Regions from separate parts of the Homo sapiens genome. Here region 2 is linked to region 1. Evidence: chromatin loops called from intact Hi-C (ENCODE). Cell type or tissue: B cell. All regions are shown on one strand. Links, peaks and the distances in the headings refer to the core of each region. The heading gives the core; the rest is flanking DNA. Region 1 overlaps LOC101928438 (a long non-coding RNA gene). Region 2 overlaps LOC101928438 (a long non-coding RNA gene).

What was found. Hi-C counts contacts between places; a loop is a spot of excess contacts. Peaks named below come from ENCODE experiments on the same cell type or tissue, not always from the same donor. Only the 100,000 strongest peaks of a DNase experiment are listed, where the experiment ranks them.
Region 2: it touches region 1 in a loop (7-fold over the local background); 2 of 110 quality-filtered maps call a loop at or near these places.

Annotation. Positions count from the first base shown.
Region 1 is chr9:99,758,105-99,767,801 of GRCh38, reverse strand. All of the region lies in intron 2 of LOC101928438 (a long non-coding RNA gene), which reads left to right. Among named protein-coding and RNA genes, the nearest start is that of NR4A3, 59 kb to the left of the region's middle. RefSeq lists an enhancer at 5,174-5,223. In B cell, for the core only: no CTCF peak of the experiment used is centred there; a DNase peak (open chromatin) is centred at 5,121; H3K4me3 peaks cover 838 bases; H3K27ac peaks cover 1,224 bases.
Region 2 is chr9:99,656,531-99,666,227 of GRCh38, reverse strand. The region is part of intron 3 of LOC101928438 (a long non-coding RNA gene); the gene reads left to right. LOC124902234 (a long non-coding RNA gene) reads right to left here and starts at 632. Exons shown (of 3, transcript XR_007061699.1): 1 at 597-632. In B cell, for the core only: no CTCF peak of the experiment used is centred there; a DNase peak (open chromatin) is centred at 5,837; H3K4me3 peaks cover 897 bases; H3K27ac peaks cover 1,604 bases.

The DNA of each region.
Region 1 (9,697 bases), core at 2,391-7,390:
CCGCCTTGGCCTCCCAAAGTGCTCGGATTACAGGTGTGAGCCACCGTGCCCTGGCAACAGCCTATTTTTATAACAAAGTTTTATTGAAATACATCACACTCTTTCATTTCAGTATTGTCTATGGTATTTTAGTACTACGATAGCATATTTAAAGAGCTGCAATGGAGACCACAAGGCCTACGAAGCCTAAAATATTTACTATCTGGCCTTTTTCAGAAGAACTTTTCCAACCCCTGTTGTAGATTGTAAACTCTGAGCAAGGTTTGATCAAAACCTGCCCTTTTCAGAAGAATTTTTTCCCACAATTATACTATCCAACAATAACCACTATTACAATTTTGGTAATAATAAATTCACCCCCAAATCCCAGTAGGATTAAACAAAAGTTTTTTTTCTCTCTCATGCCACCTGTCCGTCATGAGTTAGCAGGGGGACTTGGTACATCAAGGACCCAGGGCAATGGAAACTCCGCCATCTCTTAGCTGCATCTGGAACATGTGACCTAAAGAAATCAATTTGAGACAAGTAAGAGGAGAGTGGGCCACTTGTCTAGTATAGTGGTTAGGGTTCTCCAGAAAATAGAACTAACAGGATTTATTTATTTATTTATTTACTTACTATTTATAGGACTTGACTCATGCAATTATGGAGGTTGATGAGTCCCAAGATCTGCAGTCAGCAAGCTGGGGACCCAGGAGAGCCGATGGTAGACAGTTCCAGTCCAAGTCTGAAGGCTTGAGAAGCAGGAGTGCCCATGGTGTAGGTTTCAGTCCAAGCTTGAGTCTGAAGGCAGGAGACCAGTGCCCCGGCTTGAAGGCACTCAGACAGAGAGAGAGAGAGAGAGAATTCTCCTTTACCTGGCCGTTTGTTTTATTCAGGCCTTCAATGGATTGGATGAGGCCCATCCACATTAGGAAGGACAATTTGCTTTACTCAGTCTACCAATTTAAATGCTCATCTCTTCCAGAAACACCCTCTCCCATACACCCAGAAATAACATTTAACCAGGTATCTGGGCACCCCACGGCCCAGTTGAGTTGACACATAAACTTAACTGTCAAACCTAGAGTGTAAAATTTAAAGGGAAACGGAAAAACTCAGTAATCAAGGTTAAATAACATTTTAATGCAATATTTAAAAAATCAATGCAAAGATGTACGATAAACAAAATGTTGACATTTTAAATAAAGATAGAATCAGTAATAGTACCTTGCCAAGCCATATTGGAGCCTAAGGCAATACTAATTTTGTCTTTACTTAGAATTTTGATATTTTGTTCATAAGTTCCCTAACCCAATGATTAACATATAGTGGGCCTGTTAAAGTTTTAAAAAATCGATTATGAATTGGTTAGCCCATGATACTGCAAAAGAGGAATGGAAAATCTGTTAGTGGGAACAGTTTGACCTAGTTGTTCTGGTAGAAGGTAGAACTTTGTAATCCTAAATTTATGTACTAACTCTATTCAGCAGTTTGTCTCTTCACCGACAAATATTGGCTATGGGTTCTGCCTTAGTCCTAGACCCGTGGGCGCCATCCTAATTTATATGACTGTTTTAAGGTGATATTTTGGGATTTATTATACTTCAAGCATAATTTTGAATATAATTTTTCGAAATTTAGATTTTCTGTAAAGGCTTGCTTGTACAATCTAAATACTTGCCATATTACTTTTTAGCCAACTATTTCTGGCATCCTCTCCCATTTCTTAGTTGAGGTATTCGTCAAATAGAATAATCTTATCCTCCTCTTCCAGGTTCTTCTTGTAATATCTCCATTATGACTGGAAGATGGAATGTTCATTCCAAAAGTCAGATTTGTTGGGATTCTAAATCACATTTTTCAGAGTTCAAAGTTTCATGTTATACGAGAACTTGAACTTTTCTCCATATAATATTTGGATGTAGCTGCTCCCAAGGACTGAACATAATGTTGTTTACTTCTTGGCACGGAGACCCATGTTGGTCAGTACAGAGACCTGGATGAGAATAAGGAACATTCACCTTTCTCTTCCAAATACCCATTATTTGGTAGAGAGAGAGAGATTTTGGTAAAGGCTGGCGAAGGAAGCATTATGTGAGTGGATGCTAAAGTAGCATAATAGTCATTAGACAAAACATTTTAAAGGGGGTATAATAAATGTAGAAATAGAAAACACAATTATACATTTAGTTTACCATTGAAAATAAAAATAAATGTACCCAAATGGTAGTTACTCAAAGGCAAAAATAAAAGTGTTCATGAAGTTCCAATAAACTTACACATAGTTTAGTCTGAGATATACTTACAAGGTCAGCTGGTTTTTTGTTAGATGCCTTCATTGCAGACTTCTATTACCCAGAGGTAAAATTTACAGTTATTTTTCATGTAGGGAAATAGAGGAAGAGCAAGAAACGTTCTCCTTCCTCACCTCAGTTCTTTGATGTGGATGGAGTGGGGGTGAGGTCGTAGGAGAGAAAGAGGGAAAACCCAGAAATGAGGTTTGGGGAAAGAAAGAAGTGGAAAATATTAAGGGAAAAATGTGGAGTGGTGAGGAGGAAAAGGACAGAAAAAGACTATGAGGAAGGAACAAGAGACAGGAGTCTGGCTCTAAAAGCTCCATTTTGTGTACTACTTGGTGAAGGAGACAAAAACAACAATTTTGGGTAGTGGAGACTCACCTGATTTATTATTTACTATACAGGTGCCCTCCACGTTGTGGGGAATAATTTGGGTCTGGGGCCACTATGAGGATTTTTTTCTGCAGGTACTAATATTCTGAGGTGTGATAGAACTTCTCTTTTCCTGGGACAGGAATAAAGTGAACTAAGAAGAAATAAACATTTATCAAGTACAAATGGCAAGATCTATGACAAAGTTTCCTGGGAATTAAGGTCTCTAAATCTTCATTTATTCCCACTATGCTAGTTTTCCTGTTATTTTTCCAATTTTTTATTTTGGTGAGGACTGCCTATAGCATGTTCTCTAGTAGGCGAAAAAATGAAAGAGTTTTTCTAAAGAAAAATTCACTACTTTCTTAAACTTTACCTTGAATAGCTGGTATGTTAACTTGCCTCTATTTTTATAAATTTTTAAGAGGAAACTTGATGGTTTTCTGCATAGGTAATTTTTAAATATTACTTAGCTGAGCCATGTGGAGAGATTATTTCTACTGTTGATAATAATTGTTTTATCTCTGGAAAGCATAAAAAATAGAGTATTTATTTGTATCTGTCACAGCACATGCTTGGTTTACAGAGGATTCTTTGTAAAAATTCACAAAATTATCAATTTAAGGTCTTTGTAGCATATATATATGTATTTATATATATTCCTCTGTAATTATGAGAATTGTGGACACTTAAACTAACTTGTATATCTGCTATATTTCACATCTGAATGGTACTGCTGGTTTTTATTTTTAATTTGATTTGTATCTTTATCAAACCAACATAAATGCATAGTTTAAAAAGTCAAAACAAATAAGACTTATGATGAATACAGCAGTGTCCTGTGGCATATTTTCCCACACCTGATTCCTGTTCACTGTTCCACTTTATTAAGTTTTTCACCTCCTTATTTCTAAACAACAGACTTATATTAACTTTAAAACTCCTTCATTTTATGCACCAATGACTTTCCACTATGGATAGTGGGGCTTTAGTTTTCTTAGACTATCTATTCCTCCTTCCTGCCCTTCTTATTCTACTGTCAGGTCACAGTTTTGGTTAAATTGACATTTAGAAGTACTTTTTAAAAATTCTTTTAAATATTTGTACTCTGAGAATTTATTTTAAGAGAATAATCAGAGGTGTGCATAAAAGATTTACATACAGGGATGGTCATTACAGTATTTCAGTAATAATGAAAAAGAAGACAAAATCTGAAGTCTAGCATTAGGAGTTTTTTGTTAAAAATCTGTCTTCACCTATTCATGTAATAAATTACGACGCAACCATTAAAAACAACGTTTTTTTAAGACTGTTAATGACATAGGCAAAGGTTCATGATACTCAGAATTAACAGTATACCTAGTTTGATGCAAATTTTATTTAAAAAAAGAAAAAGAATAAAAAATATATATAATATGAGACTATGGAATGCTGTGTACCAAAATGTTAAAAGTGATTTTCTCTAGATGATCAAATTGGAAAGGAATTTTGTTTTCCTGTTTAATTTTTTCTGTACTTTCCAAAATGAATTATGTTGGTAAATTGCTTTCTAAAAGTGTTCTACTATTTTGCAATATCATCAGCCATACTGTATTCTCAATACTACTTGATATGGTGCTATTATTTTCAAGGTTCTTGATATTAGATGTGGTCATCTTCTTTTTATTTATATTCGGACATTTTTGTGGAATTTTGACATGAGTTAAATGCATTTACCCTTAGCTATATTTTATAGGAAGAAATAAAACTCTCGTAATGTACATTAATCATTCTAAATTTATTTTTGCTAATTTAATTGGCAATATCCCACATTATTTTTAGTTTTGTTTCTTTGTGCTCAATTAATTTTTTATAGCTTTCTTTTCTTGTTGTACATTGACTGTTCTCTGAATTACTTCTATATCCACTCACATCCTTTGGCTAGTACATTTTGAGATGATAAGACAGGGTTAGAGATTATTCAAAGCAGAGAGAACAGTGTGAGCAAAGGCATGGGATAATGAATTGTGGAATGGGTTTGGGAGATAGCAATTCCACTTTGAAAGGAGTGTGGTGTGCTTGTAGGAGAATAGGTAGGCAGGAAAATGTAATGCCCTGGAGGTGTTGAACATTGCTTGCTCTTCCCCACCTCCTTCTCAAAGAATCTCTTCTGCTCAGGGCCCTGCTTCCAATGAGTCTATTCTCTAAACCTGTTATCCTGCCCATTCCCCATGTGATTGGATCACAGCTGATTGGAATAGAGCGGGCTTCTGATCCAAGTACCCATCATCCATAGGCTGTTCTGTGACATTTCTATGGTCTAGCATGAAAAGACGGGCCATTTGGAATTGGTAAATTAAGAGACTGAACCAATTAGTGGGGGCAGAAACTACAAGGAAGTGTTGAGAGTTATCAAGGTTTAAAAGGTATTGGGAGTGACCACATTGTGCTGTGTTAGCCGAAACTATCAGAGAATGGAAACTGCATAAACAGAGGAAGCAGAGTAATAGAAGGGAAACTGAAAGGAGAAGCAGCAACACGGATAGAAAGAGAGAGTGGTTGAGTTTTAGAGCTTTCTTGTTTTCTGACAGTTATCAATTGAACAATGAGTGTGCTTTAAAACATTTTCTTACCTGGGTGTGGTGGTGCATGCCTGTAGTTCCAGCTACTGGGGAGGCTGAGGCAGGAGGATCACTTGAGTACAAGAGTCCAAGACTAGCCTGGGCAACATGGCAAGACTATGTCTCTTAAAAAAGAAAATTCCAGGCATGGTGTGGTTCATGCCTGTAATCCCAGCACTTTGGGAGTCTGAGGCAGGTAGATCACCTGAGGTCAGGAGTTCAAGACCAGCCTGGCCAACATGGCGAAACCCCATCTCCACTAAAAATACAAAACTTAGCCAGGCGTGGTGGTGCGCGCCTGTAGTCCCGGCTACTCAGGAGGCTGAGGCAAGAGAATCGCTTAATCCAGGAGGCAGAGGTTGCTGTGAGCCAAAATTGTGCTGCTGTACTCTAGCCTGGGCATCAGAGCAAGACTCCATCTCAAAAAAAAAAAAATTTTTTTTTGAGGTAACTTGAGTAGATCTCTAGTCCTTCCAAGCATGTAGGCATTTTGGGGGCCATATTATGAAGAACTTTGGATGCTAAGGAAAGACATTTGTAATTGCTAGGCAAGGGATAAATATTAAGAATTTTTGAGGTGTGGAGTAATATATGAGAAGTATATTACATGAAGATTAATCTGGTAGTAGTATGTAGGAGAGACGGAGGAACTGATTCTGGAAGCTATTACAAGAAAATATGTGGGAGGTAATTAAAGCTTTGAGGATATGATAGAAGGAAGGTAAATGAGTGGATAGATGTAAAACATATAACAAAGGCAGGATCAACAACATATGATAATTTATTAGATACAAGGGACTGGGAAAAGAACAAGTCAAAGTTGAAGCTCAGATTTTAAATTCTGGGGATTAGAAGTTGGTAAGAGAAATAGGAAAGTCCTATTAAGAGAAATAGGAAAGTCAGAAGGACCAGACCGCTGTTAATTTCATGTTGGTTGAGTTTCATGTGCTGGTAGGGAAGTACTGTTTTGTTCTGCTTAAATAATGTTTATTGAGTTCCTAAACCTTGTTTTAGGCTCTGGATGGCGGAGGTGAGAGGTTGAAGTACAAAAATGAGTAAAATAAGGTTTGTGCCTTTGAGGAAACTCTAGTGTTATGGGTGAAGTTATCTTTCAGGTAGAGATGTACGCGTGGAGCTTGGGAGAGAACTTTTGGACAGGAGATTCAGGTGTCAACAGAGTCCCAAAGAAGTGGATTATGAATGGATAGACAGAGGGGATGCAGAGAGGAGGACTAAGGCTAAAACCATAGTGAAGAGCTTGTGTCACAGGGCAGGAGAGTCAAGAATAATCAGAGGAGGCATGGCCAGGACATTCACAGGAGAAGCAGGATAGTACAGGGTCAAAAGAAAAACCATAGGAATGGAGGGTTTCAGGAGGCATAAGGCCATCAATAGTTTTAAATGTCATAGGAAGCTTGAGAGAATGAAGTTGGTCTGGTGTGTAGGAGGTCATTTGTGATCCTAGAGGGAATTTGTGAGTAAGAGCAAGTGAAGAAATGTAGAAAGCAAAGGTAGACCACTCTTCTAATAGTTTGGGTTTTGAAGGGATGATAAGAGGAGGAAACTTGTGGGAGGGGGCAGAGTCCAGAGAAGGTTTGGTTTGTTTGTTTATTTTTAAAGACTTCATCTACATGAGGAGGCAGAAGAAGAGATCACTGGTCTGGAGGAATCAAAGATTCAAGAAAAAGAATGGAAGGAGCAAGGAAGTAAGGATTTGGGAGGGTTCATGATCAAGAGTAAAGGTGAAGGACATGACCTTGCCAGAAGGAGAGACATTCATTTCATCCTGGAGCCAAAGATTGAAAGGCAAAATACAATATACAGTGTGAAGGAATTCAGAGGGGAAGAGAAAGGAAGTACAAAGAAAAACACTTCAAATGGCTCCAGTTTTCTCAGAAAAGTAGCTAACTAGAAGTGGAGTCTTGTGATTGGGGATTTTAGGAACCTAGAGGAAGAGAAAGTTTTGAAAGGCCACTGAAGAGAATGGAAAAGGGAATTAATAAGGTAAATGAGAGGATTTTTGAGTGGTAATCAAGAGACAAATAGGGATGAAAAGTTGAGAGAAGAATCAAGAAAATGAAAATGATTTCAAATGCTAGCAGTACTCATAGAATTTTACAGAATTCCTCCCTCCCCCACCTACACGATTTTACAAATGAAGAATTTAATTCCAGAGTGGGTAAGCAACTTACTGTGAGTTTGTTGGAGTTCTAACTTCTGCCCTCCTTCTTTCTGAATGAAAAGAGATGTGACAATTGATTATAAAGTTAATTTAAGGAATTGATTCAAATTTGAAATCTGACTAAACCTGGAAAATATGAAATTGACCCAATCAAAAGATCAGAGCCTATATATATTAAACAAATGTGATAGTTGGTCAGTAAGTCAGAAGAAATGATTCAGGAATATTCTCTTCAGTGTGTATTCTGGGTTAGAATATTTTGTCAAATGTTTACATAATTATGATTTTGCACATAAATATTTAAATGTCTGGTTGATACAAAGTAACTGTCAATTCACTTACTGTCTAAAGAAAACTCAGTTGTCACAGTGCCATTCTATAATAAGAGTCCAGTTTCCAGGGTAAAAGTTACAGTTGTGGAAGATAATCTGGAAAATTATTACATATTCAGAAGTAATCAATCATTTCTGGTAATGGAATGAGAATATTATTTAAACTGTTTTCAAAAGTATTCAGTTTATTCCCAGATCTCAAGACTCTGTTCCTTAAATTTCTATAAATCATCTTACAGATGAGGCTTTGACTTTCTGAGGACTCATTTTTTCAGCAGAGGTCCAAGAAAGGCTGAATTTCCTCATAGGTGGTAGGAGTGAAATAATATTCTTATTTCCTTGTGGACAAGATCAAATAATAACTTCATATTGAATCTCAAGAGTGACCATTAGGGAACAAATGATATAATCATAACTCTTCTGTGTCATTTCCATGTGCAATTTTAGTAGTTACAATGAATAGACACTTCTCAAAAGAAGACATATATGTGGCCAACAAGCATATGAGAAAATGCTCAACATCACTAATAATTAGAGAAATGCAAATCAAAACCACAATGAGATACCATTTCACACCAGTCAGAATGGCTATTATTAAAATGTCAAAAAATAACAGATGTTGGTGAGGTTGTAGAGAAAAGGGAACACTTACTGCTGGTGGGAATGTAAATTAGTTCAGCCATTGTGGAAAGCAGTTTGGAGTTTTTTCAAAGAACTTGAAACAGAACTACCATTTGATCCAGCAATCCTGTTACTGGATATACAACCAAAGGAATCATGCACTCATATGTTCATCACAACACTATTCACAATAGCAAAGACATGGAATCAACCTAGATGCCCATCAACAGTGGGCTGGATAAAGAAAATATGGTACATATACACCATGGAATACTATGCAGCCATAAAAATGAATGAAATCATGTCCTTTGCAGCAACAGGGATGCAGCTGGAGGCCATTATCCTAAACAAATTAATGCAGGAACAGAAAACCAAATACAGCATGTTCTCACTTATAAGTGGGAGCTAAACACGGAGTACACATGGACACAAAGAGGGGAACAAAAGACACTGGGGCTTACTTGAAAGTGGAGGGTGGGAGAAGGATGAGGATAAAAAAAACTACCTATCAGGTACTATGCTTACTACCTAGGTGATGAAATCATTTGTACACCAAACCCCAGTGACACACAATTTACCCATGTAACAAACTGCACATGTACCTGTTGAACCTAAACTAAAAGTTGGAAGAAAAAAAGTTTTAGTAGTCATAGAATAGACAATGGCCACAGTATTAGGGGGAATATTATTATTACCCTTGCATATTGCCAAGCACATTGTAATTGTTGGTATTCTTTATCCCACTGTGACAGCAGATGGGAATGCCATCAGTGATATCCATAGGCTTAGGCTTCAGCATGAGGTGGGGGTCAGTGATTGTCCTGGCCTCTTACCCTGGAGGTAAAATGGAAGAACTCAAGTTTTTTTGGGGCTGAATTCCAAGGAAGCCTCAGGAGAGTTCTTCACACTGAACTGGTACTGAAATCTTTAACACTTTTCTGAATTGGTAGACTTTGTCCTCAGGGTGGAGACAATACTAGTGGTATACCCATCTCTATTGGTGTGTGTATGTGGGCACACATATGTGTATGTAAGTATAAATGTATGTATATCCACTGCTGCTGGCAGTCCAGACTTAGAATTCCACAGGGGACAGTGGGTCTCCCACTCTTACTATCTTTTAAGTCCCAGTTTAAGAATGGGTGTTCTGCTTTTCAGAGGTATTCCTAGCCAAGGATTCTAGCTTCCATGATGAAGTATTGGGCAGCTCTGTGGATGAAGCCTTGTTTTAGCAGGCCAGGCTCTCTATCTGACTCAAAAGCTCAGACATTGTTCATGGGTGTCCTTATTTGTGAGGCCACATTCTGAAGA
Region 2 (9,697 bases), core at 3,188-8,187, 100 kb after region 1:
GTGATTTTTTTGCGAGCTCAATTAGCTAACATTAGTGTTAGTGTATTTTATATGTGGCCCAAGACAATTTTTCTTCTTCTAATGTGGCCCAGGGAAGCTAAAAGATTGGACTCCCCTGATCTATATGCTGATAGCTCTCAACTTTCTAACCTAAACTCCCCAAGGTGCAGACTAAACAGATCCATCTATTTATTCAACAGCTCCTCTTTGATGGCTAATCAACTCTAACGTCCAAAGCTGAATTCCTAATTTCCTCCACTACAAACCTACTCTTTTTACAGTGCTCCCCTTTCAGCACATGATAACTCTGTTCTTTCAGTTTCCAGGGCCAAAAATTTTGGTGACATCCTTAACTCTTCTCTTTCTTACAACACGTATCAAAACTCTCACCATATCCTGAGGCTGCTTTTTCAAAATCTATATAGGATCTGGCTGCCTCTTACCCCCTACATGGCTCCAAGCCATCATTTCCTGGATTTTTCCAGCCTCCTAGTTGGTCTTCATGCTTCTACTTTTGCCCTCTGTAATCTACTCTCAACAAAGGGGTCCTTCAAAAACCCAAGTCATATGATGTCACTCTCATGCTCAGTACTCACCAATAGTTTCCACCTCCCTCAGATAAAAATTTAAGACATTCAATGATATGCAAGGTCCTATGTGATCTTGCTTCCAGCTACCTTTATGACCTCATCTTCTATTACTTTTTTCTTCACTCTGTTCCACCCACATTGGCCTCCATACTGGATCAGCATGTCACTCCATACTGTGTCCGGAACATGCCCAAGTACTTTCCTGCCTCGGGGCTACTGCCTGGAATGCTCTTCCCTTAATACACGTGAGACTCCCTCCTTCCCTACTTCAGGTCTTTGCTCTAAAGCCATCCTTTTTATTTAGGACTTTCCTGACCATGCTATTTAAAATTACAATCCCCTTTCCTCCTTCATGTCTTCACTTATCCTCCTTTATTACTTTCATTCCTGCCACAGCATCTATCACCATACAACCAACTTAGTTTTTATTGTCTGTTTCCTACAACAAGAATTAAAGCTTCATGAAGACAGATATTTTTCATCTTTTGCTTACTGCTTTATCCCAGTTGTTGAGTACGGTGCCTGGCACATGGTAGATACTCAATAAATATTTGTTTTTAAATGAATCTACAGATATTACATCTAAGGAACTACTGAGATGTTCCCCTTGGTGCTAAGATGATGAATAAACCTGAGACACTTGGAAACTTCTAAGCTCTTATGGAATGAATGATGGTTATAATATCATTAGATGCCCAGACATTACAAGGGAAGGGTAAGATGAGACCTCTGAGGCTCAGTTAGGATAACAGATGTTTCTTCACTCTCTTTTGATTATGTTCCTGTCACTTGACATGGGATATAGCTTGTTATGATGATGGAGGGAAGAGTGCTGAAACTGGGAGAGGACTGTGAAATATTATAATGGGAGACAGTTCAAATATCCCACTTAGAATTAGTGGGAGGCATTCATGGAGTAATGATATTATCTCATTATCTAAATCTCCTAAGACTGTAAGTATCCTGCCAGTTTCTATTTTATTTACATAACTCAATACTTCAGGCTGTTATAGGAAGTTTCTGACTCTAGCAAGAAATATAAATTGACAGGGGAATATATTCATTATATATTGAATTTTAAAAGAAGATTATAAAATACCGTAAAGATGGAGATTTTGTTTAGTTAGGAAAAGACCCATGCTTTCTATCATGTGTCTAATGATACATCTGACAAGTTAATGTAATAGAAGGGGACACACACACACACACACACACACACATGTACACACATGCTTAGGTCCTAATCATGACTATATCTGGCTGTTGGGACTGTATTTTTATTTCTTTTCTTTTTGCTTATCTAATATCTCTACCTTCTGATTTTCTATGGTGATTATACTGTGCTTGTATAATCAAAATAAAGAGTGAATATGTTTGTGGGGTTATTAGGCTGTTGAGGGCATGAGATACTCTAGGCAACGATCATGGAGTCTCAGTGTTGGAAGTGACTTTTAGGTTATAAGGCCAACCTTGTCCATGTCCTTGCCAAGTGGTTCTCTATTTGTGCACCTCTAGTGGCAGAAAGCTCACTGCCTCCTGAGGCAGCCCACTCCATATGTCTGCATATGACTTCTACACATGAAGTTCTGCTCTTGGAAGTAATAGATTCTGGATTTTTGCAATAGCCTCCTAATTGGTCTTCCTGTTTCCATTCTTGCCCCTCTGTAATCTCTCTTCAACAAAGTTGTCTTCCAAAAAAAGATCATGAAGGTTGTAGTTTCTGATTTATATGTATGTATATACAGTTTCAGTCTACTGTAAAGGGAAGAGAAAGAAAGAAAACAGAGGATATGAATCTAGGGACTATGCTTAAGGAAAACATATAAAGGCTTTATTGGTGCTAGAAGCATCACCAGTATAAATAAAACATATGCTGCTTCTTTGAATTTTTATAGATGTAACTTTAATGTAATGAGATTAAATTATCTTCTGTGGAAGGGACATTATGGTAGGCACTGTTGGTGAAGATAGAAAGCAAAAGATAGAAGAGGAATTCAAGGTATGAATTTCTTTCTCTCATGACACACACTGTCCAGTTAGGGAGAGCCTGAAACAGATTATATAAAACATCCTGAGAGCCGACACAATGTACCATAAAATGAACCATAGACAAGGGGCATCAGATGACTGGTAAATTAAGGGAAGATGAGAGTGCACTGGTGCTGCAATTCCATTCAATAATTTTTTTTGAATATCTCTGTTCTGAAAATGACTGTGCTGATTTCTGTGGAAATATACAAAAAGAATAAAGCATTGAGCTTACCCTCAATGTCTGTGGTTCAGTGGCATTCAAGATTAGTGATAGGAGTTTTTAAAGACTTGGGCAAATGTTCTAGACAGTGTTAAACTAAAAAATAGCATACAAAATTACACGGTCAGTATGATTTTAACTGTGTAAAAAGTACCCAGAAGAACATTAGGAGAAAATATGCTGAAATGTTAACAATTTTTAAAAAAGTCAATCATGTCAGGGTGGAATTATGGTGATTTTACCTCCCCCCACCTTTAAACAGTTAACTCTTGAAGAACACAGGTCTGAACTGCATGGGTCCACTTACATGTGGATTTTTTTTCCACTTCTGCCACCCATGAAACAGCAAGACTGACCCCTCTTCTTCCTCCTCCTTTTCAACCTACTTAACAAGAAGATGATGAGGATGAAGACCTTTATGAAGATCCACTTCCACTTAATGAATAGTACGTATATTGTTTTCCTTATGATTTTCTTCATAATGTGTTCTCTCTAACTTAATTATAAGAATTCAGTATATAATACACACAAAATGAAAAATATATGTTAATTAACTGTTTATGTTATCAGTAAGGCTCTGGTCAACATAGTTAACCCAGCTAAATTTTGGGGGAGGCCAAAGTTATATGTGGCTTTTTGACTGTATGGGGATGTCAGCACCCCTAACTCCCACATTGTTCAAGGGTATTTTTATGTGCTTACCCATTTTCCATCATAAAATGCATTGTCCTGTTTTATAATCATTAAAAAAAATAGTTAATTCCACCAATTTTACCGATATTCTGGTCTTGCAGGATAATAGAGACTTTATCCTAAAGCTTGAGGTCAGTTCTTAGCTGTTATTCTACTGACCGTCATAGCTTTTAACCACCTACTATTTCTTAACACATCCTTGACTGCCATGGATTTGCACTTTTGTTGTTCTTTCACATCTCGTATTTCTCTTTCTCCCTGTATATGTCCTAATTTTGTGTTTCTAAGGCTTCATCTTTACCCTTCCCTCTCTTGGGGACTACTCTGTACATAGGCTAGGGGATCTCAAGTGTACCATCTGTGACCTTGGCAGCAAGTCCAATCCCTGAATCATGACACACAAGTCGTGGCCTCTTTAAGGAGCATCAGGAGCCAAGGTGGTCCTCTGTAACACACGTGTGCTCTGGCCTTTCCACATCAGAGTATTTTGAAAGATAATGTAGGGCCAAGTGAAGAGATGGGACTGGTCTTAACTTCTCTGAGCCTCTGTTTCCTCATCTGTAAAATTGTATGTAGGGTTAGGATGAAACTGCAAAGAGTTAAAATATTTAAAGTGCCCAGTGTGGTACCCACATGCAACAGCTGCTCCAGGAATGTTCTTTCCCTTCCTTTTCCCCTTCCTCCATTTCTACCATCTGCCAGGATATGAGATTGACGATCTTCAGGGCATATTGTCTGTGGCTTTTATTATATACATCTATTAAAGATCCAGTTAATCTATTTTGGTTGCCATCAAAGCAAAGGATTACCATCAAAATGTCTATTTATGCAAACAGAATGGAGTAGTTTATTGATCCGCCAATTAGTAGTGTTCTACTATTTTAGTCTAGTCTTAGCTTTTGGGAGTTTCTCCTGCAGTTAGCAGAATGTCAGTGAATAAACAAATAAAATACATGTATTGTGTGGGATTAAAACAGTAGCAAAAGGGATTATTGAAATTACTCAGTCCCACTTTTATGGTTTTTCTAATGCTTGTTTTAGCTGTTTTTATCTAAACAGCTGTTTTAGCTGTTTGAGGGAAGTGAAGTCCTGGAATCTCTCTGCCTCAACAATGTACACTAGAGTATTGAAAACAATTATGATTTATCTTGCCAGAAGATACTTTTCTTTTCCCACCTTGATAACCCTTGGTGTTAAAGTGAGAGACAATATGGTATAGTGGAGAGTGTTTTAGACTCAGATTTGCATTTAGGCTTCATAAGAGTGGGAAATCATTCCTTTTTCATACAGCTAGTATGATAATTAAGTCAGTTAACACCTATGGTAGCTTTTTTTTTTAAGTACTAGCAATATAAGCCATTATTATTTCTTAGGCTGATGCAACAAATAATCCAGAAATATCTGACTCTAGTCTTTCTTGATGTAGTTAAATATTTATTTTGTTTTCCATGGTGTTTGCCCTTTAAGCAATAACAATAAAAGAAAAAGAGATAATTATCTTTAAGAGAAATTAGCATCCAAAACGCCTCAGCTACTATATCTTTTGTCACTTAGCTAGTGCATGGCTTACAGTGGATGTTCAATACATGTTGAGCATCCACTGTTGAATGAGGAATGAATGGAATAGATTTATCCCACCCTTAAGATAGAAGGATAGTCATGGTGACTTTTTAGCAGAGAGAACCACAATTCGCTGACCACTCTTAAAAAGCATCTGTGAAGCCGTGATCAACTAGGGCTAGGGCTCTCCATACACTGTGTATGATATATGTTATTAGGTTTCAGATTGGCTTGTATTAGTTCTAACCAATCGGTACATTTTAATTAATGAAGTTTAACATTTGTTGAGTACTTTGTAGTTCATGAAGCACTTTCGTGTCAATATGTCCTAGAATATTATGGAGTCTTACTGATCCTATATAACATAGATGAGGAAATAAAATTTAAAGAAATTAAGTAACTTGTTTAAGGTAACATAGAAAGCGAGAAGCAGAATCTTGCTGTGAACTCAGGTCATCTGGGTCCAAGCTCAGGGCACCATGACCTGAGACTCCTGCCCTGGCCGCTGCTACTGTGGTGCTTAAGCGTTTTGCCTCTGAGTTTCTGCAGTGCCTAGGATGAGATACTGGGAGGCAATTTGGTTTTGGAGGTGCGGAGGGGGAAGCTGGCTGTTCCACAGTTGCTTGCTGAGCCATCTGCTCTCTCTTCCTCTTCAGAAATGATGCATTTGTTACTGTGGGCTGCTTTTGCTGAATACTTGGATTATGTCACTTTCTCTGTTTGTCACATGTGGGGCATTTGGTGACATGCAACTCAGCCTACATTGGTTTTCCTACGTAATGTGATGGGTACAGGCACATTTGCTTTCATTTCAATGTCTGAACAATTTTAATGCCATTTAGACAAGAGTCACATGTCTGTGCAACAATAGAAGACTTCTCACTTTCAACTTCCTTTTTTTGTACAGTGCTAATAGAAATTGGGGGGAAAATTACATACACACATGTGCACACACATACGACACAAACAAACCAAAGGATCCTATCGATTAAGTTGGACACTGGTCAACTGTGTCATGGAGTTTTGTACTAGTAGCAGTACTTGTGTGTGCAGGTTTATCTGTTACAATTTAGTATCCAAATCTGTTCATGTTTAGTAATAATTATTAACAATTATCCTGGAATAATTTGTAAGTGAACCGGTGGTTGCAAGGCTTATGTGTGGGTGGGAGAATTAATTTTTATCTCTGTGGGAATATTTGGTAAGATGATTAGGAAGCAACAGACTTAGGTTAGTGCTGCTGCTGATTTGCTTTATGGCCTTGGGGAAGTGATTTCACCTCTTTAGGCCCAGTTATTCTGTCTATAAAATGATGAGTACAAAAGGTCTCTGATAATTCCAGCTCTGTGGATCTATAATTAATTGACCTTGTAATATATAGGAATTAGAGAAGACATACATGGGGTATATTTTCTGAGAATAGAGAAATGGCTTCAAACATTCTGTTTTTTTCTTTGTGAGTAGAAAGAAGAATTATAGGAGAGGTGTCAGGTTGCGCAGATATCTCTGAGCGTGGCTAGGGTATGGAGCTTATTGTTTAGATATAATGTCTATATAAGCAACATTTTGTCAAACAAAAGACTGAAAAATTCTTTTTTTTTCATTCATTTTCATTTCTGAGAATGTTGAGTGCCTTCATGGTTTATTAGGGTATTTAGAATCCCACAAAACTTGATGGGTGGTAACTTATCTCAAGTTGGATTTATTAAGTTCTTCGCTGTTCAAATATATAGTGAGTGCTTACTATGCACCAACCACTGTACTTGATGCTGGAGGTTCAAGGGTGAATTTAATTCATTATTTGACCTCAAGGGATTCCTAATCTGATGACAAAGGCAGGTCTGTAAACAGTACAAGTGCAATAACAAGAAGAATGTACAAATTAACATGGTTGGCAAGGAAGAAGGAGGAAGCAACCTGCTGGGAAAGACTGATGAAGAAAAGATAACACAAAGTAGATCTTAAATGATGGGAAGATTATTTCCAGGTGGAAGTAGTATACGAAGGACAGGCTAAGCCAAAGGAACAAGAGATAGGAAGATACAGAGGTGTGAAATGCATGTGCAATATTGGGCAGTAACAAATAGTGTAGTGTGGCTGGAGTATGCATGAAATGTAGGTTGACTAGGCTGGAGAGAGAGTTTAGAGCCCAAGTGTGAAGAACCTTGATGCCAGTCTAAAGAGTCTGAGTTTTGCTCTATTTCTGGCAAAGGACTTTAAACAGTAGAGTGGCATGAGTGGCTTTTAATGTACCAGTACTGCTTCATTACATACAAGATCTTGGCATGTTCACTGAAGAAGTCTAGGTCAAATGAATTACACCTAGAAGTTTGGTTTAGGTTCTGAATTTATTTTTTAATGGTCTCCTTTTAGGAAAACTGTCTAGGTGTTTTTGATATGCTCTTGCCAGTAAGCAGGGAGGGTCTTATTGGTGGTATCTGTCTGATGTGTCTGGACAGGAAAGGGGAATTTTGTTTTAACTAATGTAGTGGGAATAAGACAAATAAGGTGAGATAAAAAAGGTTCAAAGTCAAGGCAGGTCCTGCAGGAATTTCCTAAGCCAAACAACAGGCAGAGAGATAACAGCTTAGAAGAGGGCTACTGTTAAGTAGTAAGTTAAGGACTAATAATTATAGCCTCACAGTGAATAATATTTTGAATAGGATTCATCTGGAAGACCAGAAAATATGGTTCTCTCCGGCTGGTCATAGGTGAGAGAATAGGGAATCAGTTCTCAGTACTTTCAAGAGTATTGGGAGGTCTTCTGATCACCTATTCATTAGATCCGTGGCAGTTGCCTATGCCTTCTGGGTTGTGATCTTTTCATAGATGGTATGTGCAATTCACCACTAGGAGGGTTGGCTTCTGCCTTGAGTGAGCATAATTACTGTTATAGAAAATGTGATAGGTATATTTGTTGCTTCTGTCTACCCAGTACATCTTTCCCCTTCTAGTAAAGTTATCCCTTTTCCTTTGAGAAGTTGCCCCATATCTATTAAATAGTGAAGCTCAAAAACATTGTTTCTCTGCTTTTCTGGTCAAGGGATGAGCACAGAAATCAACATAGGCCAATCAGACTCTCTTTGGAATTCTGAATCTTGAGAGAAGTCTTCCAAGTATGGAATGCCGTTGGAGCTCAGTCAGCCCATTTGCAATGCCCTGCCAATGCGATGTTTGGAACTGTTTGGTTCTAATTCTCCCTGGTGGCCTGTGTGTTACTTGGTTCATTGAATCTATGATGCTTAACCAATTAATTACTTTTTCTTGCATGCCTAAGTGCTAGAAGTCGCTTTCTGAGCTTCTGACAAAAGAGTCTCAACTATTGCAGAAGTTGGTACCAGGAGTCCTTCAAGTCTTATACATTTTCCTTATAATTTATCCTACTCTTTTTAAAATAACTTTTGTAAGAAAACATAATAAAGGTATAAATTCAGCAATGCATTAATCAGTTTCTCTCTCTTTTTTTAAGAGCTCTTATCTCCATACTACATCAACAAAGAAATTTCCATCTTCCCTTCCTTTCCTTTCCCTTCTCTTCCTTTCCTGTCAGATAAACAGAAATTTGGGGTTTCAAGTTTGGGTCAAGAAAGTAGTTGTGACTGAGAAGGCAGCTACAGTTGGTAGAACCTTTGGGGTTGGGATGAAGAAGGAGGTCAGCATTGAGGAGATGGTCAAGACCCATGAGGACCTTGTAGTCCATGGGGCCTGCGGGGCACCGATCAGAGGTAATTGGGTGTAAGAAGGCCTTTTAGATTTTTGTTTGTTGCTAACTATGTATTATTTTAAAATACAGTTTCTATGTGGTGCTGGAATGCTATTGATTTTCATAGGATGGTCTTGTTTCTGACAGCCTTGCTGAGTACTATTTTTAATTCTAATAGTTTATCTATTTCATTCTGTCGTGGAAAGAGAACATACTTCATATTATTTCAATAATTTTAAGTTTATTGAGACTTTTTTTGTGGCCTTAAATATGGCCTGTCCTGGAGAATATTCCATATGGACTTGAGAAGAATGTGTATTCTGCTATTGTTGGGTGGAGTAGTCTGTTGATATCTGTTAGGTCTAGTTGTTTAATAGTATTGTTCAACGCTTTTTTCTCCAATTTAAAAAATTTTGGCAAAATACACATAACATAAAATTTACCATCATACTCTCTTTCCTTTTTGTTCTTATGTCTAGGTGTTGTATCCATTATTGAAAGTGAAATACTTAATTCTCCAACTAATAATGTTGAATCATCTATTTCTTCCTTCAATTTTGTCAGTTATTGCTTCATGTATTTTGTTGTTAGGTACATCTCTGTTTATAGTTACTATGTCTACCTGATGAATTGACCCTTTTCTCATTTAAAAACGTTTTACCTTGTCTCTATTAATTATTTTGTACTTAAAGCCTTTTTTTCTGGGATTAGAATAGTCACTTCAGCTCCATTTTGGTTACTGTTTGTATGGCATATCATTTTCTATCCTTTTCCTTTTAATCTATCTGTGTCTTTGAATCTATTCTGTATTTCTGATGGAAAGCATGTAGTTGGCTTATTTTGTTAAACCATTTTATCAATCTCTGCCTTTTGATTGGACTATTTAATCCATTTACTATA